3 separate regions of the Homo sapiens genome follow, and all the other regions are linked to region 1. Evidence: chromatin contacts called from ENCODE Hi-C data. All regions are on one chromosome and are shown on one strand. The core of a region is the stretch at or near the end of the contact, and the rest is flanking DNA. Distances in the headings are between cores, read along the strand shown. Region 1 holds the start of SEL1L (SEL1L adaptor subunit of SYVN1 ubiquitin ligase). Region 2 holds the start of TTC8 (tetratricopeptide repeat domain 8). Region 3 holds the start of ZC3H14 (zinc finger CCCH-type containing 14).

Region 1 (3,317 bases), core at 430-2,929:
ATGCTTTAATTTTCTTTAAACTCTGCCAATTAAATTCAGAGGGATACACACCGTGCTCTTTCATTACTGTAGTTCTCTTTAGTGTGAAGAATCCCTCATGGAGATTGTTAATCTATGTATACCTGAGCTGTTCCAGACCTAAAACCCAATGTTTAACAAACCCATAAGAGGAATTCTGATGCAGGAGGTCCATGGTCCAGCAGGTACTCTACTCATTAAGCTCAACAGCTTCATTTCATGCTTTTTGATCAAATATTAAATAACTGCTAAAAGTGCTTCGAGAGTTAAGTATAGTCTAAAGATCTGGTCATTAACTCAAACCATCACTACTACTGGAGGGAGGGGAGTGGACCTGAAAGAATGATGTTGGCAGTAAAGTAATTAGCATAGGGTTGGTGCTTTTGAAATGGTATCTCAAACCACATCATGGATAGAATTTAGGTTTAAGCCTCTTATTTTAGAAGCAGAATGACGTTATGGCATTGATTTACAACTAGGACAGGTAATTTGGGGATTCAGATAACCATCTGGGAAATTTTCTGTTAAAAAAAAGCTGACATTTATTAAAAAAAGAAAAAGCTGACATTTATACTCCGTGTTGTCCCCCCAAAACGTCAAGCCACAGAACACCTGTCCTGTTAACTGAAACTGATTAAAATTCCAAAGTTTTACTGTACTAATTTTTATTTATCAACACTTAGAAACACGAAGTTTTCATGAACACTCTCAAAATGGAAATTTTCAAATGTAGGCAGATTAAAACATTAAAAAAGGGGGAAAAAAGCAGAACCAGAATAAACATTAGCTAACTGGAAAATCAATTCAAAAGCACACAAATTTCTGTATCTATATAAAACGCATCTTATAAGAACCAAGATTTTCCCAAACATCATAAAATGACTGTCAACAAACATGGGGCAACTCAGAAACACTGTGACAGGTCACCGCTTTCTCAGGAAGGTTTCAAAAAAGTAAAAAGTGGCTACGATGAGATCAAAAGTCTTCGTTTTTAAACAGACAGACCAGGGACCATCTCAGGTGTTAAGCAAACTACTGTCAACATCCTGGTCTGGATGGATCCTCCTCTGCCCCAAAGTGACAGCTCCAGGTTTGTCAATTATTTAACTTACAATTCCCAAGCCCAGAGTTCTAGACCAGACCCTTCCTCTACCCCAGGGTCGAGGAAGCTCCACTCGGGCTCCTGTATCAGGATTCATTCCTTTGGAGTCAATTCCGCGTTCGTGAGAAGAGTCGCGCAAAGTTTGTTACGTGGGAGAGAGGTGTGGGCAGGGTGACCGCCCCTTCTTTTTCCACCCCACTCCACCTTCCTAAATAGCCCCTTTGGCGCAGGCCAAGCAAAGCCAAAGAGCGAGTGACAGCCCAGTGCGAGATGTGCCCAGGGAGAACGGGGTCCCGAGCCTGGAGTCCCCACGGCCCCGCCGGCTGTAGAGGCTGGGGGGCGGAGGCTCTGGGCCTTCAGCCCGAGGGGGCGGATACTGACCCGAGGACGCCGAGGCCAAGCTCAGCAGCACCGCACACAGCAGCAGCGTCAGCCCTATCCGGACCCGCATCCTCCTCTCGGGGCCGGTGCCAACCCCTAGAGCTGTCGCCTTCGCCTCTGCCACCACGGACTCAGCCACCACCGCCGCCTCGCCGCTGCTCTTCCTGCTCTAGTCTCCTTCCTCCGCCCCTTCCCAGGCTTCCCTGACCCAGCGCGCAGCCAATCCCCGCCCGCCGTCGCGGGCTTCTGGTCCAATCACCATGGTCTCCCCGCCCACCCCCATTGCTCCGCCCCGGGGGTCATTCATTGGCCAATCATTGTACGAAGCTCCCACACCAGCTTTCTCGGTTGGACCACGACTCACGGACATGGCCCCAGCTAATTGGTAGCCCCTGGGTTCAACCGGAATCAGCGCGTGAGTCCAAGACTGGGAGAAAGAGGCTCATCCGAGACTACAATTCCCAGAATGCGCTTCATGTGATTAACTCGGGGGGTGCTCTTGGGAAACGTAGTCCATCGTAGGGCAAGATTTACAAGTGCGGGTGACTGTTGAAGTTAGAATTTAACTAACACCTGGGCTAAATATTAACTCAAGGCTATGGATTCACAAGCCTTTTTAAATTGACCCAAAATAAATATTAAGGAATAATTTTAAGAACTTGTAATGTGTTTAGCATCTTTTCCTGTTTTATTTAAAAAATTTAAATTGGGCATAGTGATAAGAGCACTGAGAAAAATGCCACAGCTAGTTGAATTTGAGGTGTTTTTTAAAACTTAGATAAAACAGTACCGTGAAGTACGGAAACCAGGGTGCAACTCAGTACCTGTCCTCCTTTCTCCGACAAAACAAAAGGAAATAAATCCGCTCGGCACAGATTATCTCAATACAGTATTTATTTTCACTAGGTTCACCAGACAATAATCATAAAGAAAATGTGCCAACAGCTTTGAAAAATTATTTTAAACACTTGTCCTCATCCTTCTCCTCTTGTGAGTTGCATTGTTCTCTTCTTTCCTAACTAAAGTCAGGAGACCAGGTTCACGTGTGTGGAGGTAGAGGTGATAGTGATTGCATCGCAGGCACGGAAATACTCTATGTAATAAGCACGAAATCCAGGCATGTTCCAACTGAGTAGCAGAGCAGTGACTTGGTGTGCCTGCCCTTTCTTTTCTCAAACCGTGTCATTCTGCTTTCCCTGTCATCCACCCACAGTCAGCTCTAAGGCCTAGAACCTAGTCCAGCCAAGTGAAGGACTTTGGAAAAGTCTCTGCTGGCCATGTGTCTTAACACTTCTGGGCATTTGTCTTCCTTCCTTTTTTTTTTTGTTTTTTGTTTTTTGTTTTTTGAGATACAGCCTTTTATTTTCAGGAAGATGGTAAAAAACCAACCACTGTTTCTCATTCACATCGGAGGAGATGAAGGAAAGAATTATCTCCTCCAAAAACTTGTCTTTTCAGCTACATCACCATTTCTGTCACTAACAATGTTCCCTCTGAGTTCCTCTGATTATAAATCATAGAGTAAAATCTGGTATATTTTCCTTTCTTTTTCATCTTATTGATAATCAAGTTCTATCAGTTTAAACTATGTAACTTTTAAATTGTTTTATTTTATTATGTACCTCTGTTCTCTTCCTCACTGAAAACTCCCCTAATGGCTTTCATTTTCTCTCACCTGGATGATGCACCTGAGTTCCAGCCATACTCACTGACATCATTCTCCCTTTAACCTGAATCACATATCATGGCCATATTAATTTTCCTTAAACACTGCTTTCATATGCCTATTGAAAATTTTCAATGGCTACACTTTTCA
Region 2 (3,317 bases), core at 394-2,893, 7.3 Mb after region 1:
TATTTAATAGTAATGTACCATTGTTGATTCCTTAGTTGTAACAAATGTATCATCTTACACTAAAACAAATGTCAACATCTCACACAATAGAGAAACTGGGTATATGGGAACTGTCTACTATTTTTGTGACTTTTCTGTAAATCGAAAACTATTCTTTAAAAAAGTTTATTTAGAACATCTGACTATATGCTAGAGAGTAAAAGATAAGGATCTATGAACTGAGATCTAGCATCATTTGTGAAACTGACCCTTTTAAAGGGTTTCTCTGTGCTTCACTTTCTCTAGTAGGGTTGAAAATCACTTACATAGTAATCTGCTTACAGTGTACCAGAAAACAAAAAGACGCTGTGAAATATTGAGCCCAATTGTCAATTGTCGGCATGTGCGTTCTTAAAAATTTGACACTCAGAAACCATGGGCTGCTTCATTAGGACCTTTAGGGAGATTACATTTCTACCGGCAGTTCCAGGAGAACACAAATAGACTAATGACAATACACTTAACTGTAACAATGACAATCCTGATAATTACTGACTTCCAAAATACAACAATTCAAGAAAGACTGCTTAGTAGAGAATAAAAGGTAACAATAAATTTCTTAGTTTAGAAGCATAAGTTTCATTTTAATACCTATGAAAAATATAAATATGTGGATTAAATAGAATGTCTAATGTTTTCTCAGACCCCAGTGGTTTGAGAAAAGCCTACCTGGATTTAGCCGGTCACACCTCTCTTTTCATAACCATTGCAATTTTAAGCATATTTGTCATCTGTGCAAATTTCTAGAGAAAAGTCAGAATTGTGTTTGAAGAAATCACTCTGCACAAGTAAACCCTTGCCAAACAGCAAGTGCCAGGAGACGATGTTTCACAAAGCTTTTAAAAATTATTATTATTATTATTATTATTATTATTTTGCACACATTATCTAGTTTGGTAAAACTGTCACCAATTTACAATCCGGAATCACCATGTGAGTCGAATTAACAAATGTATTAGCAACTTGTAGTCAACCAGATTGCAGTTCCAGCTCCCTAACTCAATGCAATTTTAATAATTTCTCTTCTCTGAGTCTATCTCAGTTTCTCATCTGTAAAATGAGTAAAAGCAAACCACTTGCAGTTCAGATGTTGAGATTCGGTGGGAAGGACCTCGAGAAACAGCGGACAATTTCAGGATTTAGGACTTTAGGTCTTGATGGGTGGATGGTACTGTGGAAGCTGTTTACTTGTTTGTATTTCTAGAATCGGAAGGTAAAGCGAAAGGGATGGAAACGAGCGAATGGAAGAAGTAGGACAGACACCAGACAGAGATCAACTCCAGGGACTCTTCCGGACCTGCAGGGCAGGCAGAGCATTCGGTTGCTAGGCAGCTGCGCCTCCTGGGAGGGTGGGGGACCCCAGGGGCAGGTGTCTAACTCACTACCTTTTTGTTTAGCCGCGGTGCCTTCTTTTCAAAATCAATGAAACCTGTAGCCTTTAAAAGTAGACATCTTTTTCCAACCAAGTTTAGGCAAGCCCTGTAGCCGAGTTCTGCTTGCGGTTGTTTTTCTTTTTCCTGTTCTCAGGCGCGCTGCGGGCACCTCTCGGACAAGGCCCCAGCCGTCGCGGGTTGCCGGGCAGAGTCGGACGCCGCCAGCTCTTCACTCCACGCCCACCTCTCTCCTGGAGCGCTGGGCCTTCGCTGGCCGCACCGGCAGCCATGAGCTCGGAGATGGAGCCGCTGCTCCTGGCCTGGAGCTATTTTAGGCGCAGGAAGTTCCAGCTCTGCGCCGATCTATGCACGCAGATGCTGGAGAAGTCCCCTTATGACCAGGTACCGGCCAGCTCCCGTCAGCCTGTGCATCCTGACGCTGAGGCTGCGGGGTCTGGGGCATATCCCAGCCCCGGGTTGGGAGGCCGGGGAGGAAGGCCCGAGGCGGGGCTGACCGTTCGGCCCTCGGAGGCGCCCGGAGCGAGACCTTGTGGAGCTGTGACTAGCGGGTCCGCTGTCCGCCACGTCCACGGGGATAGCAAGTTCTGTGCCATGACCGCCCCCTCCTCACAATTTTCAGCCTCCCCTCCCCTATACGTGTCCCAGAATGAGAGCCCTGAACTTTACTTGACGAGGAACTTTGATAATTCGTTTATACTTGCATATTGATGGGCTTTAAGCTCTCAGCGTGTGCGTTGTTAATTTCTAAAAAATATGCATAAACAAAGATCTGTGACTCTCCACCTCCTGTTAACATAGCTGCCTTCTTCCTTTTGGATCGAACATGTGATCCTCCCACCTCATCTTTAGACTGTTGTCCAAGAGTGAAGGAGGCCATGAGTTTAGCTTGAGGCAAATATGCAAATTAGAAGAATGAGAATCTAGGAGGGAGAAAGATACATTCATTATTTAAAAAATTACCTAGGCAAGGGAAGCTCTAATTGTAGGAGGGAGAAATGGGAAAGAAAGGCTCCTTACAAGAAGGAATGATGGCATTGATGAAAAGAGAACTTAAACTAGAGTAATGTGTATAGCGAGTGGAAAAGGTAGTATACAATGTACGTGAGCGGTACAATTCTGGTGGGCAGGTGGCTCCTGGAATAGGCAAAAAAGGAGAAAATGGGAGAACAGAAGTAGCGCTGCGGCAGTTTGTCAGTGCTTTTAGTAAGTGCGGAATATACCTACGTAGTTCTAGTTCCCTAGCTTTTCCTCTAGTGGTGTTGCCTTGGAGATGTTAGAAAAAATGGAAAATTGAAGGGAGTTACAAAAGCGGAGGCCTGAGTGTGAATGCTGTTACTAGGCTCTGCCTTAGCTCCCAGCAAATGGATGATGGATGATAACCTGCTGAGATGAACATTTTGTCTTTCAGATAGTACATCTCTCTTAGAACAGCCTACGTTAGTGGTAATACAAAGCTAGGTTCTGTTGTTAGTTCACATTAATTAATAGGACTATATTTCTGTAGACAAGCATTTTTCCAAGGTTTTTTTAAATTTTTTTTATTTTTTTTTATTTTTTTTTGAGACGGAGTCTCGCTCTGTCGCCCAGGCTGGAGTGCAGTGGCACGGCGCGATCTCGGCTGTCTGCAACCTCCGCCTCCCAGGTTCAAGCGATTCTCCTGCCTCAGACTACCGAGTAGCTGGGACTACAGTTACGTGCCACCAAGCCTGGCTAATTTTTTTGTATTTTTAGTAGAGACGGGATTTCACCGTGTTAGCCAGGGTGGTCTCGAACTCCTGACCTCGTGATCCGTCTGCCTCGGCCTCCCAAAGTGTTGGGATTACAGGCATGAGCCACCGCGCCCAGCCCCCAAATGTGTTTTTGGCATAGTAATCTTATAGATAT
Region 3 (3,317 bases), core at 401-2,900, 7.0 Mb after region 1:
AGCCCTTGGCTGGTCTCAAACTTCTGGTCTCAAGTGATCCTCCCACCTCTACTTCACTGAGCTGAAATTACAGGCATGAGCCACTGTGCCTGGCTTTTACTGGCGTAAGTGAACAGACATGTTAGTGAACCCTTTGGCAAAGAACTGTGGGCAGCCTCTAGGACTTGAGAGTGGCTTCCAGATGATAGCCAGAAAAAAATCTGGGTCCTTACTCATAAAGCCACAAGGAAATGAATTATTTTTTTTTTTCCTGAGACAGGGTCTCACTCTCTCATCAAGGCTGTAGTGGCATGATCTTGGCTCACTGCAACCTCTGCCTCCCAGGCTCAAGCAATCCTCCCCTCTCGGCTTCCCAACTAGCTGAGACTAGAAGTGCATGCCACCACGCCCAGCTAATTTTTTGTACTTTTGAAGAGACATGTTTTTGCCATGTTGCCCAGGCTGGTCACGAACTCCTGGTCTCAAGTGATCCGCCAGCCTAAGCCTCCCAAACTGCTGGGATTACAGGCATGAGCCACCGCACTCAGCCAGAAATGAATTCTTGCTAACAACCTGAATGAGCCTGAACATAGATTCCTCCTCAGTCAAGCCTCCAGATGAGAATACAGCCTGCCTGACACGATTGTAGCCTTGTGAGACCCTGAGCAGAGGACCCAGTGAGGTTGACCCACGGAAACCATGAGATGATAAACGTTTGTGTTTTAAGCTGCTAAATTTGTGGTCATCTGTTATGCAGCAATGGATAACAGAGACCACTCTCAGGAATTAGTGGATATGAGGGAGAAAGGAGACCTCTCTGTGCTTCCTCTGTTTCCCAGGTTTTGTGATCAGGGATAGGGAGAATTCGGCTATTGATACAAATAGGGGAATCAACAGTAGTAACCTATTGAGTGGAGGAAGGGGAGATGAAGGCGACTTCTGTCTAAGCGCTGAGTTGGGAGAAAATAAGAGTAGTTACTTAGAATTTGGGAGTGGGGTTTGTGTGAGAATTCAAGGCTGATGGAAAATTCGGTCATTATCAGCACAGAGTTGACAACTTAAGTCCTAAGAACAAAAGTGTTGTCCCACGGAGGGTGTTCAGAGAAGCAGGAGGATGGGATTCGTCTCGGGGAGAGGCCACGGGTGGCCCTGGAAGAAGGAAGGCAGAACCAAACCCAGGAGGGCCAGTGTACTGCAGAGTCAAAGAGTTGACGGATTGGCTCTGTTGCTCTGGATAGTCCATTTTCCCTTCAAGGGTAATTGCAGTGCAACCTCTAATGGGCAGACTCCATTTTACAGGTAAGAAAAGTTGAAATACCTGGACCGATACCATACTGACAGTAAGTGAGGGCTGGATTTGAACTCGCGTCTCATATCACAGCCCAAGATCTTTCTGCTACACATTTAATTCATTCTTACCATCCAAGAGAGAATAAAATGAATAAGCGGAGGGCCAGCAGAGAGACTAACGAAAGGTCCCCGAGGTGCCCGGGAGGCGGAGCTGCAAGACCACCCGCACGCGCACGCCGCCGCCCTCCTTGCCTGAGCACAGGTTTCGCGGGTAGAAGGCGTGCGCAGGCGCGGACACGGGCGCATGCGCGTTCACTCCGGCGCGCAGTGCCGGCCGGGGCGGGGATACGCCGTGTGCGCGGCCGGGGGCGGAACGGAGGAGGAGGCGGTGGTGTCCCGGCTGCGGGGTAGGAGTCCGCGGCAGCCTCCGGGTAAGCCAAGCGCCGCGCAGTGCTGAGTTCCCGCACGCCGCAGAGCCATGGAGATCGGCACCGAGATCAGCCGCAAGATCCGGGTGAGGCCCGTGCCGGTCGGGGGTGGGAAGCCAGGTCTCGGCGAGCGGGCGGTTGTCAGGAGTAACGGGGACTGTGGGCCCGGGTGGACGCCGCGGCCTGGCCTCCGCTGGACGCTCCTGGCGGGCTGCGGCTCCTCCTCGTCCAGGCCGCCTCGGCCCTGGGGACATTTGCGGCCTCGGAGCGTGGCTGCGGCTGAAGTAGCCGCCGGGAAATGGAAGGACAGGCGCAGGCCCGGCTGGAGCCACCACCGCGGCGCACGGCGCCGCTTTGGATCCGCTGCGGGAGGTGGGCGCCGCGGGGCTGGGGCTGGAGCTGGAGTGGGGTGCGGGGTGGGGGGCGGTGCAGGCGAGGCTCCTCCCAGCCCCCGCCCGGGGGATCCGAGGTGCGCGCACCAGCAAAGTGGCCTCAGCCGCTGCAGAGTCCGGTCTTGTTTTCCTAGAGCCGCCTTTCTCACATGCACGTTTGCTCTTTTTCTCTCAGAGTGCCATTAAGGGGAAATTACAAGAATTAGGAGCTTATGTTGGTAAGTGTTTTTTTGGTTGTTAGTCTTACAGAATTTAGAGTTTGCAGCTAATAGAATTTTAGTGAATGCGTATTTCTCACCGTACTTTGGACATTGGGAGAGACTCCCTTCTACCTTCTTCAAATCTTATACTCCCTGGTTACTTCTTTATCATCTTTTTGCAACCTTGTTTTTTTTCTCCCAAACCTCCTTCTGTTATGGTGTTTTGAAATTTAGTTTCCTCCGTTAAGGCTCTGTTTGACCGAATTTTATTTTATGTTTTTCCTATTCTCTCTCTCTCTCATTTTAAATTCTAGGGACGGGTCTCGCTACGTTGCCCAGGCTGGTCTTAACTCCTGGGCTCAAGCAATTATCTGACCTTAGCCTCCCTAGGTGCTGGGAGTGCGGGGATTACTGGTGTGAGCCACCATGCCTGTTTAAAGTTTCCTATTCTTGTTACTTTCCTCTTGACATTTGTTTTTAGAACTCTGATGTTGGATGTGAATGTTTGATGCTTTCTGGCATTTGCTTCTGTAATGGTTCAGTGAGTTTTATTTTCCGATCTCTTTATGTTTTCCCTCTCTCTCTGAAACAGTAAGGCTTTTTCCGTCTCTTTATTCTTTTATAATTTGAGTGTTTACTCTGGGTCAGGTACTGTGCTTAACTATTGTATATGTATTAACTCAGGATAATCCCTACGAGAATCCTGGAAGGTAAGTGGCAGTATCTTTGACTGTGTAAACAAGGAAACTGAGGCTTTGCCTACTTGAGCAAGGTTTTATGGTTTGCCCCCAAAGCTGGTGCCTCCTATAAAAATAATAGCTACCACTAATGACAGTGGTTCTCAAAGTGTGGGAGACTCCAAGGGCCTCTGAAGTCAAAACTGTTTTCATATTAATACTAAGATGGTATTTGTTATTTTTCACTGTGGTGGTGGTGTTTGGATTGTGTAAAACTAATGGTTGATAAAACTTGTCAGCATAGTAACACCATAATGAAATCATATTCAAATCACTCCCCCCTTGTAGTTT

The links. Hi-C counts contacts between places; a loop is a spot of excess contacts on that map. Pooled maps may share reads with other maps.
Region 2: a loop to region 1 is called in a map of B cell, with 14 times the contacts of the local background. The contact joins the promoter of TTC8 here to the promoter of SEL1L in region 1. A Hi-C loop is called at or near these places in 3 of 168 maps with a recorded cell type or tissue (B cell, CD8-positive, alpha-beta T cell and naive thymus-derived CD4-positive, alpha-beta T cell) and 5 of 50 pooled maps.
Region 3: a pooled map shows a loop between it and region 1 (8-fold over the local background). The contact joins the promoter of ZC3H14 here to the promoter of SEL1L in region 1. A Hi-C loop is called at or near these places in 1 of 168 maps with a recorded cell type or tissue (CD8-positive, alpha-beta T cell), 1 of 37 single-sample maps with no recorded cell type and 9 of 50 pooled maps.

Annotation. Positions count from the first base shown.
Region 1 is chr14:81,532,174-81,535,490 of GRCh38, forward strand. It overlaps SEL1L (SEL1L adaptor subunit of SYVN1 ubiquitin ligase), which reads right to left and starts at 1,680. Exons shown (of 21, transcript NM_005065.6): 1 at 1,502-1,680. The coding sequence starts at 1,571. RefSeq lists an enhancer at 1,468-1,967 and a silencer at 1,684-1,803.
Region 2 is chr14:88,823,008-88,826,324 of GRCh38, forward strand. TTC8 (tetratricopeptide repeat domain 8) reads left to right here and starts at 1,644. Exons shown (of 15, transcript NM_144596.4): 1 at 1,644-1,814. The coding sequence starts at 1,701. RefSeq lists an enhancer at 1,296-1,655.
Region 3 is chr14:88,561,387-88,564,703 of GRCh38, forward strand. ZC3H14 (zinc finger CCCH-type containing 14) reads left to right here and starts at 1,651. Exons shown (of 17, transcript NM_024824.5): 1 at 1,651-1,783; 2 at 2,265-2,307. The coding sequence starts at 1,748. RefSeq lists a silencer at 1,440-2,149.